2 separate regions of the Mus musculus genome follow, and region 2 is linked to region 1. The links are chromatin loops, found by intact Hi-C in ENCODE. Cell type or tissue: gastrocnemius. All regions are shown on one strand. Links, peaks and the distances in the headings refer to the core of each region. The heading gives the core; the rest is flanking DNA.

The links. Peaks named below come from ENCODE experiments on the same cell type or tissue, not always from the same donor. Only the 100,000 strongest peaks of a DNase experiment are listed, where the experiment ranks them.
Region 2: a loop joins it to region 1, with 2.5 times the contacts of the local background. A loop is called at or near these places in 1 of 42 quality-filtered maps.

What each region holds. Positions count from the first base shown.
Region 1 is chr5:123,374,423-123,378,807 of GRCm38, reverse strand. No RefSeq gene overlaps it. Among named protein-coding and RNA genes, the nearest start is that of Gm23458, 16 kb to the right of the region's middle. In gastrocnemius, for the core only: no CTCF peak of the experiment used is centred there; DNase peaks (open chromatin) are centred at 1,116, 2,079 and 2,565; H3K4me3 peaks cover 833 bases; H3K27ac peaks cover 585 bases.
Region 2 is chr5:123,522,859-123,527,239 of GRCm38, reverse strand. Diablo (diablo, IAP-binding mitochondrial protein) reads left to right here and starts at 3,076. Exons shown (of 6, transcript NM_023232.3): 1 at 3,076-3,169; 2 at 3,859-3,985. The coding sequence starts at 3,120. In gastrocnemius, for the core only: a CTCF peak has its summit at 2,604; a DNase peak (open chromatin) is centred at 3,039; H3K4me3 peaks cover 2,048 bases; H3K27ac peaks cover 1,370 bases.

The DNA.
Region 1 (4,385 bases), core at 215-4,214:
GGGTATCTCGGAGAGACACAGCACCCAAGGCCTGGCATCACTGCCTCTCCTTGCCTCCCGGAGGCCCTTTCAGTGAGCAGATGGAGAAAAAGCAACAGGTACTGGAAGACAGGGTCTCCAGTAGGCTGCTTTACTGAGCCTGCTCAGGGCTTGCATTCCTGAGCCCAGTGCTCAGGGCTGGGATGTGTTATCTGACCTGAAGTCCTGTATTCATGTTCTCTCCTCAGCCCTAGAATCTCTTCTTCTCTGACTGCATCCGGGGAGCTCCACTTATCCCACAGGGACTAGTCAGGCTATGCACAGGGTGGGGCACCCTGGTCGGGCAAGTCCAATGTCAATCATCCTGCAAATTGTCCTCCATGCTGGCTGTGGCATGTGCACTTTCTCAACCCGATCACCCTCTCCTTCCCCCCCAAAATGTAATTGTTTTTTACAATTAGAAGCGGGCTCTATTATTCTCCCTGTTTTACCAAAGAGAAAAATGTAAGAGACTTGCCTGAGGGTGAGCAGGTAGCAGGAGAGTGCCAAAGACTCCGGGAAAGGCTGTATGGACAGTCTGAGAATTACGTCCATGCTATTCTGTTTATCTTCTTGTTCTCAGCTTTGAAATTTCAAAATCCTTGTTACCCAGCTCTAAAAGGGGATGTTTGGAGCCGGGACAGATGTCCCTTACATTGTCTTGCCTGTATATTTAGCAAAGAGGACTCAAGAGTTGGAGGGCTCTGTCAAGACTGGAGTCATCAAATAGACACTCTGAGCCCTGGGATGTAGGCTGAGGGTCTCACCTGAGGAAAGACTCCTACAAACTAGCCTAACCCTTCCAGGGCATATATTGGCTCACAGGACCAACAGGTTGGAGAGAGGCAATTGGGGCTGCTTCCCTAACATGAAACCTCAGCCTCGCGGGCTCTCAACACTTTGTGTTGGCTTCGGTCACGTTTAACAACCTGGACACGGGCTCCAAAAGCCATCTTTAAACTAGTGCCCTGGAAATTCCCCAAGCTGACTCTCTCATTGCACCTCTTTAGGTCACGCATCCATCCCTGAACCAATAGCTGTAGTCTAGAGATTGCCTCAGCTGGACAGCCCAGACTAACAATTAGAAACAGTGAAGGGCGTCCTCTGGTGGAGGCAGAGGGAAATGCAACTTGCCTAAACGGTTTACTGTGAGCTTTGAAGTTAAACTTGGCTGACCTTATAGGACCTACCCTACCTCTCCTCAACTCTACCACTGACCTCAGTCATATTGTTGCTTTCCCAGGGACTTGAGTTTTTTGTTTTGTTTTTTTTTTTCTGTCTGCCGGGCATCTTGCTTAGGGCTTTGGCTCACTTTTCAGCCAAGTGAGTCACAGCTGCCCGGGTCCTTCTTACAGAGTGTCCTCAACCAATGTCTGCTCTGTGCACGGGTTTACCCGTCATGAAGGGAGATATGAAAGAAAGCAGCGCCACATAGTCAAGAGACAGCTGGAGCCATGGAGAAAGTGACACAGGACAAGAGACAGAACTGGGGACTAGAGATGTGGGTAGGAGATGTGGCAAGAGTCTCAGAGCAAGCATGTGAGCAGTGTGAATCCCAGGAAAGCGAGCACGCCATGAATGTGCACCAGCTGAGCCAGTGGAGTCTTCTTCCTTTTTTTTTGTTTTGTATTTTTTCCAGACAGGGTTTCTCTGTGTAGCCCTGGCTGTCCTGGAACTCACAAGGCTGGCCTCGAACTCAGAAATCCACCTGCCTCTGCCTCCCGAGTGCTGGGATTAAAGGTGTGCGCCACCATGCCCGGCTACCACCCCCCTTTTTTTAAACAAACAAAAAACCCCCAAAAACAAAAACCAAAACCCTGTTATGTAAGCAAGGTCCCCATGACTTGTGTTTTATACAGCTGAAATTTCCCTAGAAGGGACTGATTTAGCTGAGCAATCAATTCCGGTTTTAAAAAAAAAAAAAAAAAAAACCCGGTACACGATGAAGAGGAGGAGCGGGAAGGAGAAGCAGATACAAGAAGCCATTCATCTTCTCGGACCTCTAAACTTCCTCAGCCCTCTGCCTGGGACCAGAGCCAAGTTTCAGCTGCAAGAAGTGAGACTGCACCGGCAGGAAAAAGCCCACGAGGAAGGGCTGAGAACGAGCCAGATGGCTCTGGTTGGAGCCTGACCACCGGTAAGCAGCTACAGGCCAAAAAGAGGTCGCAGTACAATTGTGTCCACCTGAGTCAGCCAGAGCCTCCTGCAGCAGAGAAGGCAGACGTAACATCCACGATGGGACACAGATCTGATGGATGGGGGGGGGGGGCGGGGGGCGGGGCAAACATGGCGGTACATGCCTATGTATCCCTCTACAACCCTGACACTTCAGAGGCTGAGGCAGGAGGATCACAAGTTTAAGCCAATTTCAGTTACACAGCAAGATCCCGTTTTAAAACAAAAACAAAAACAAAAAATTCAGGCTTGGGGTACCCTTGTGTAGAACAACTGATTTAAGCTTATCCCCAACTGATTTACAAATAAATGAGACTTAGACTATGTCCCCAGGCGTGTACCCCAGATACTTGCCCTTTCTCTTGGCCATGTGCCCGTGATCCATCTTGGCTTCCTCTCCTCTCATTTTTCCTCCTCCTTTTGTCCTCTCCCCATTTTTTCTCTCTTCTCCACCCCCAACCAGGGAACTCAAAATTCACCTACCCCTAATCTCTCCAGTAGTTGGCTAGAGCCAATTTTATTTAACCAAGAGCTTTAAATCAAGGTTTGTGCAACAAAAACTGGTGAACAGGAGAATTCACTTAGGTCTAGACCTTCCCTTCCGGTACAGAATTTAGCATTACACAGCCACAGATCAAACCTCACCAGGAGGACTTACTCTCAACACCTTTGTGATACAAACAGGGAGGACAGAAAGTGAACCCTTGCCTAAAAACAACAAAAAACCCTAAAGCAAAGCAAAACAAACCCCAAACCAAAAAGACAAAAAAATAGAGACAAACTTCCCGGAGCCCCAACACCCAAAGGCCTGTGATGTCGAGAATGTGACTTTTCTTTTCTTTTTTTTTCTTTTTTTTTGGTTTTTCGAGACAGGGTTTCTCTGTGTAGCCCTGGCTGTTCTGGAGCTCACTTTGTAGACCAGGCTGGCCTCGAACTCAGAAATTCGCCTGCCTCTGCCTCTCAAGTGTTGGGATTAAAGGCGTGCGCCACCACACCCGGCTGTGACTTTTCTTTTTGGAGAGCGGGTCTTTAGCTCCAGGCTGAGATGAACTTGAACTCTGACCCTCCCGCCTCTAGAATTATACCACACACCTGTCTATACGATTCTGAGCATCAAACCCCGCCCCCCAGGCTTCAAGCTTGTCAGGCAAGCACTCCATCAACCTTGTGTGCATGTGTGCAGACATGCATGGGCCAAGGCGGGTGGGCATGTGACTGTCAGAGGACAGCCTGTGTCAGTCGGGTTTCTCCTTCCACTAGGTAGGGAAACCATCTCAGCTTACTAGGGCAGGCTGAGTGGTGAAGGCCTGAGTACTCAGCCTGTGGGTCACGACCCTTTCACAAGGGTTACCCTAAGACCATCACAAGTTAGGGCTGGAGAGATGGCTCAGCGGTTGGGAGCACCGACTGCTCTTTCTAGAGGTCCTGAGTTCAATTCCCAGCAACCACATGGTGGCTCACAACCATCTGTAACGGATTCTGGTGTATCTGAAGACAGCTTCAGTGTACTCATATACATTAAATAAGTACGATCTTTAAAAAAAGAAAGAAAGAAAGAAAGAAAGAAAGAAAGAAAGAAAGAAAGAGAAAGAAAAACACAAGTTATTTACATTACAATTCGTAACAGTAGCAAAAATGACAGTTATGAATATTAATGAAAGTGATTTTCCAGTCAGGAGTGGGGTGATGTGGGTCACAACAATATAAGGAACTATATTAAAGGATTTCAGCATTAGGAAGGTTGAGAACCATCGGTCTAAACCATCTTTACTGGTCCCCTAGCTGTTCTGCATCCCCCCCCCCCCCCCCCCCGACAGAGTCTTGCTAAGTAGCTCTGGCTAGCTTGCAACTTGTTCAGACCTTGAACTCTAAGCAATCCTTCTGCCTCAGCCTGCCAAGTGCTATGATTATGGGTTGTCTGCCCCACAATTCCTGGCTCTTTTAAACAAAAAGCATTTTGAGACAGGGTTTTTCTGGATAGCCCTGGCTGGCTTCAAACTCAGAAAATCCACCTGCCTCAGCCTGCCAAGTGCTGGGATTAAAGGTGTTCACCACCACCACCCAGCAAAAGAGTTCATCGGATCCCATTACAGATGGTTGTAAGCCACCATGTGGTTGCTGGGAATTGAACACAGGACCGCTGGAAGAACAGTCAGTACTCTTAACTGCTGAGCCATCTCTCCAGCCCCGGG
Region 2 (4,381 bases), core at 382-4,381, 150 kb before region 1:
TTGGGTCTTGTGGTAGATTGATTTCCAATTTTTTGAGAAACCGTATTGACTTCCTAAGTGCCTTCCAGGTTTGCGCTCCCACCAGCAGTGGAGGAGTGCTCCCTTGCTCCTCATCCTCGCCAGCAGGAGCTGTCACTTATGTTTTTGATCATAGCCATTCTAAAAGGTGTAAGATGGACTCATTTCAATTTGCATTTCCCTGATGGCCAAAGATGCTGAACCTTTCTTTAATGCACAGGAAATTTGAAACAGCAAAATGAACTAAGTATCTGAAGCAAAGGAAAGAGGGGAATACAGACACAGTGTTGTCTCTAGGTTGTAAGTGGTACTTTCAGATCTGATGCATAGAGGACACCTTGCCAGACTGTGGAAGCAAAGGGCAGTATGGAAAAATTCTCATCATTTATAGATGGATTACAGTGAATTTTATGCCATGTTGTAGTTCTTTATTATTTATGTAGTGTGTGTGTATGTATAGTATGTTTATATATACATGCATGCATATATATACATATATATATACATACATACATACATACATACATACATACATACACACATTTACACTTGTAGAAACTAGAGGACAGCTTTCAAAGAGTTGGTTCTCTCCTTCCACCATTTGAGTCCTGAGGACTGAATCCAGGTCATCAAGCTTGAAAGCAGGCTCCTTTACCTACTGAGCCACCTTGTCGGCTCCCATGTCCTGTTTCTTAGCTTCAGTTAATCTATTGCTATAAAATACCCCAGCTTGCAGGTTTGCAGATTGCTATTAAATATAAGACACAGAACTGCCTTGAGGGATCGATCCATTTGAAGTGTGAGCGAGGAGGGAAGAGAGGCCTGTTTTGAACAACTTGGCCCTTTCATCTGTCACTCTGGTTATTGGGTGGTAGTATACATCCCGGCAGGCATCCTGTCCTTCTGGTGATGAGGCAGGACATGGAGCCCTTTAGTTGCCCAGGCCTCTGGGGGAGCAATTACTACTCCCTGGCTTCTTGAGCTGTGTGTAGATGTCCTGCCCCCGTTTTTGCCCAGACTTCGCCCAGGCAATAATTTGATAATAAGAGATCCTGATTACATTAAGCAGCCATTTGCTTCTGGATGATGATGTTATAAAAGGGTTGCCATCCACACTGCCTGCTTCTCAGAGGTCAATAATAGTCTTTATAATCGAGTACAAGCAGAAGGATGCGCTGTCTATTCCTGGTCACTTTTCCTTTGTTCCATCAGAACGGGAACATGTTCTGTGCTTTCCCAGCTGGCTCCTTCTGGGCCTCACCTTTGTCGTTGAATTTAGAAGTGGCTATACTGGGAAAGTGCCTGGGCACTGAGTTTGCAAACTGCTAAACTTTGTAAATTAGGATCACGTGCTCTGGGGCTATCATCTATGGTTCTCACACACACACATATTCATGTTCACACTTGTCGTTCTTAAAACAGCAGCTTTTCCATTACTAAGATAGTCTTGGTGAATGTGTAGTGGTTCTGCCAGATCCCAGACTTAACTGGGCTGCTCTCAGTATTAGCAGTATTGGAAGTACAGCCTGTCTGTAGTATTTAGACAAGCAAGACAAGAAGGGGCTTGAAATACCCCCTAGTGTACCACTTGTTCAGCCCATTTGAGTCAGAAGTCCTGGAAACTGCTGATGCCTCATCCTGTAGGCTGTGGAGGTAATGCAGGCAGAGGGCGGGCAGGGCTGTTAATGCCCCGCCTGGTCTGGCATTGCCTGTGCGCAGCTCCCTGGGAGCTCAGAAACCACACAGAGATTGTAATTGGTCGCTAGACCACACCTAGTTGTTGAGTGCTCCAGCTGCCTGAAGACCTCTCAGCTCTGCCCAGATCTCTGGAGTGCGTACAAGTCTACTTTCACCATACCTGAGAGCGGCTGTGGAAGCTGTGGAGGTGGAAGAGTCGTGGAAACTTTGCCAAGTAAGTAAATTGGGAAGAGTGGGAAACTAGAGGCTGCCATTGATGGTAACTGCTAGGCAAGGCAGCAATGAATTTGAGCTAGCTTGTGACTCTTAGCATCTGAGGTGAAATTAGCTAAGGGCAGATGCATAAAGCATATCAAGAAAGATATGAGTGAAATCGAGTTAGTACCCATCACTTGACACCCTTCAATTTTAATCCTGACTGGCTATTAGGCAAGCATACTGGGGGCACACACAAGAAAAAATCCTTAAAATCTATCATCGACAAGGCCAGGGGAATGACGGAGGGAATGAGCAATGTCCTGCTGCTTCCCCTCCACTATGAGACAGGGCCATAGACAGGGCTGCGGCTTGAGTGAAGGGAAAATAAAACTGTCTTCCACTAGCCCATTAGCGGCACCAGCTCCATTAAAAATGCAAGAGATGGTGGGAAGAGAGGGCGGTTGGAGCCTAATACAGAGTCAGGACTGGAAAAGACCAGGCTCCTTCCCTTGTCTGAGTTCAAGTGCCAGTGAGAGTGGGGGGCAACTACTGCTTTAGACTTTCAGTGTAGGGGAGAATAGCACTTTGGGCTTCCTTGGCCTTGGAAGAGTACTGTTCATTGCGTGCAGCCTGTGCGTGCTCAGGCTCCCGGTCTCTGCAGGGCGATGCAGACCTCGTCCACCATCCACGTGCTGCAGTTGCTGCGGGAGCTGCTCGCCTTCGTGCTCCTCAGCTACACTGTGCTCATCGGGGCGCTCCTGCTGGCCGGCTGGACCACCTACTTCTTGGTGCTGAAGTGACAGCGCCCCGGCCCCGCCCTGCTCCGCCCCGCCCCACCGCGCCTCGCCGTGGCTCCGAGCTTCCCCTCCCTGGCCACACAGTCTCCCTTTCCAGGAGCGGCCCCGCCTCGCCTCGCCCCCCAGCCCGCTGCCCGCGTCACGGCGCGCGACCCGGCTTCAGCACCCGTGCACTGGAGCCTGCGGGGACCGGCGACGAAGTCGGAGCGGTTGGAAGCCAGGTGCGACCGTTAGAGCGGTTTCCTGGTGTCCCGGCCCCGCCCACTCCGTTTGTCCAATCGCAACCGCGTCCTCCTCTGGGGGCGTGACCATGAAGCTCCGGGCTCCTTGGGCCCCGCCTCGCTTGCGCTTCTGCTTGCTATGCTGCGTCACTTCCGGCGCGTGCGTCCGGCGTCGGTCCGCCGCGGGATGGCGGCTCTGAGAAGTTGGGTGACTCGGAGCGTCTGCTCTCTGTTCAGGTACGGCCGCGGTAGCAGAGGGCGGGCGGCGGCGGAGAGGAACCGGGAGCGCCGTGCCGGCCAGTGCGTCGGCCCCGGGCCGTGGTGCTGCCGCGTCCCGCCTTCTTCTGAAGTTAGAGGCGGGCCCCCGCCTTCGTCCCTCGTCCTCCATCAGGGACGGGCGCCTGAAAGTGGTTCTCCTCCCACGCATCCCGGGGGCTGGCTTTGGGGGGTCCCCAGGGACACTGAGGGACAGCCGGGCCACGGCGTTGGCTGGCAGCGCATTGTTAGAGAGAGCACGGGTCCCCGTAAACTCGGCCACCGGCGACAGCGGCTCGCTCCCGGGATTTGCTGGAGGCGACCATTGGCGACACCTGGAACCCAGGTCCCGGGGTCTAAAGCTGAATCCTGCGCACTCCGGAGAGTTTTACGTTGGCGTCAAGTTGCTAATCGGCTGCGGCGACTTTGAAACTTCTCCGCCTGGCGGGACGCTTCCACGCGCATTGACCTGTCGCTCGTGGAACTCAGATCGCATGCCCCTGACTCCCGAGTGCCGAGACTTAACTGGCCGTCCTGTGGTTTATTTTCTTAGAAGATTGCGGGCACTTCCTCATTTAGTCTCATTTACTGCTTGGTCCAAAACTCCTGCAGACCACAGAGCCTTTTACAGATTGATTTTGGGCTTTTTAAATTTTGACTTATGTTTCCAGGTACAGACAGCGTTTTCCTGTCTTGGCTAACTCTAAGAAACGCTGTTTCTCAGAATTGATAAAACCATGGCACAAAACTGTGTTGACTGGATTTGGCATGACACTGTGTGCGGTTCCTATTGCTCAGGTAAGGGACTGTCATGTGACTATTATATATAGGGTAAAGGGGCCAGGGAAAGAACGCCCGGACCCTGACTTGCCCCAGAGACTATTTCCAAGTCTTAGTGAACTCCTGAGCATTGGACAAGCTGCCACACTTTCATAGGTACCCCCTTCCATGATGCCATGTACTGTACTAAACCCGCATCTTCCGAGTGGAGCACGTTTCCCATTTTCTCATGTTATAGAAACAGTGTTCTTAACAGATTCTGCCCCCACTCCACCACCCCTGAAACTGAGCATCAGTTGAACTGGGAAGTAGACCGTTATTCTTGTACCAAAATCGAAGGGGCTAAATTTTGCACATGTGCTGCTTAACCTTTGAGGGTCCTGAGGTTAAAAATGCATTGTAAAAGAACTGAAG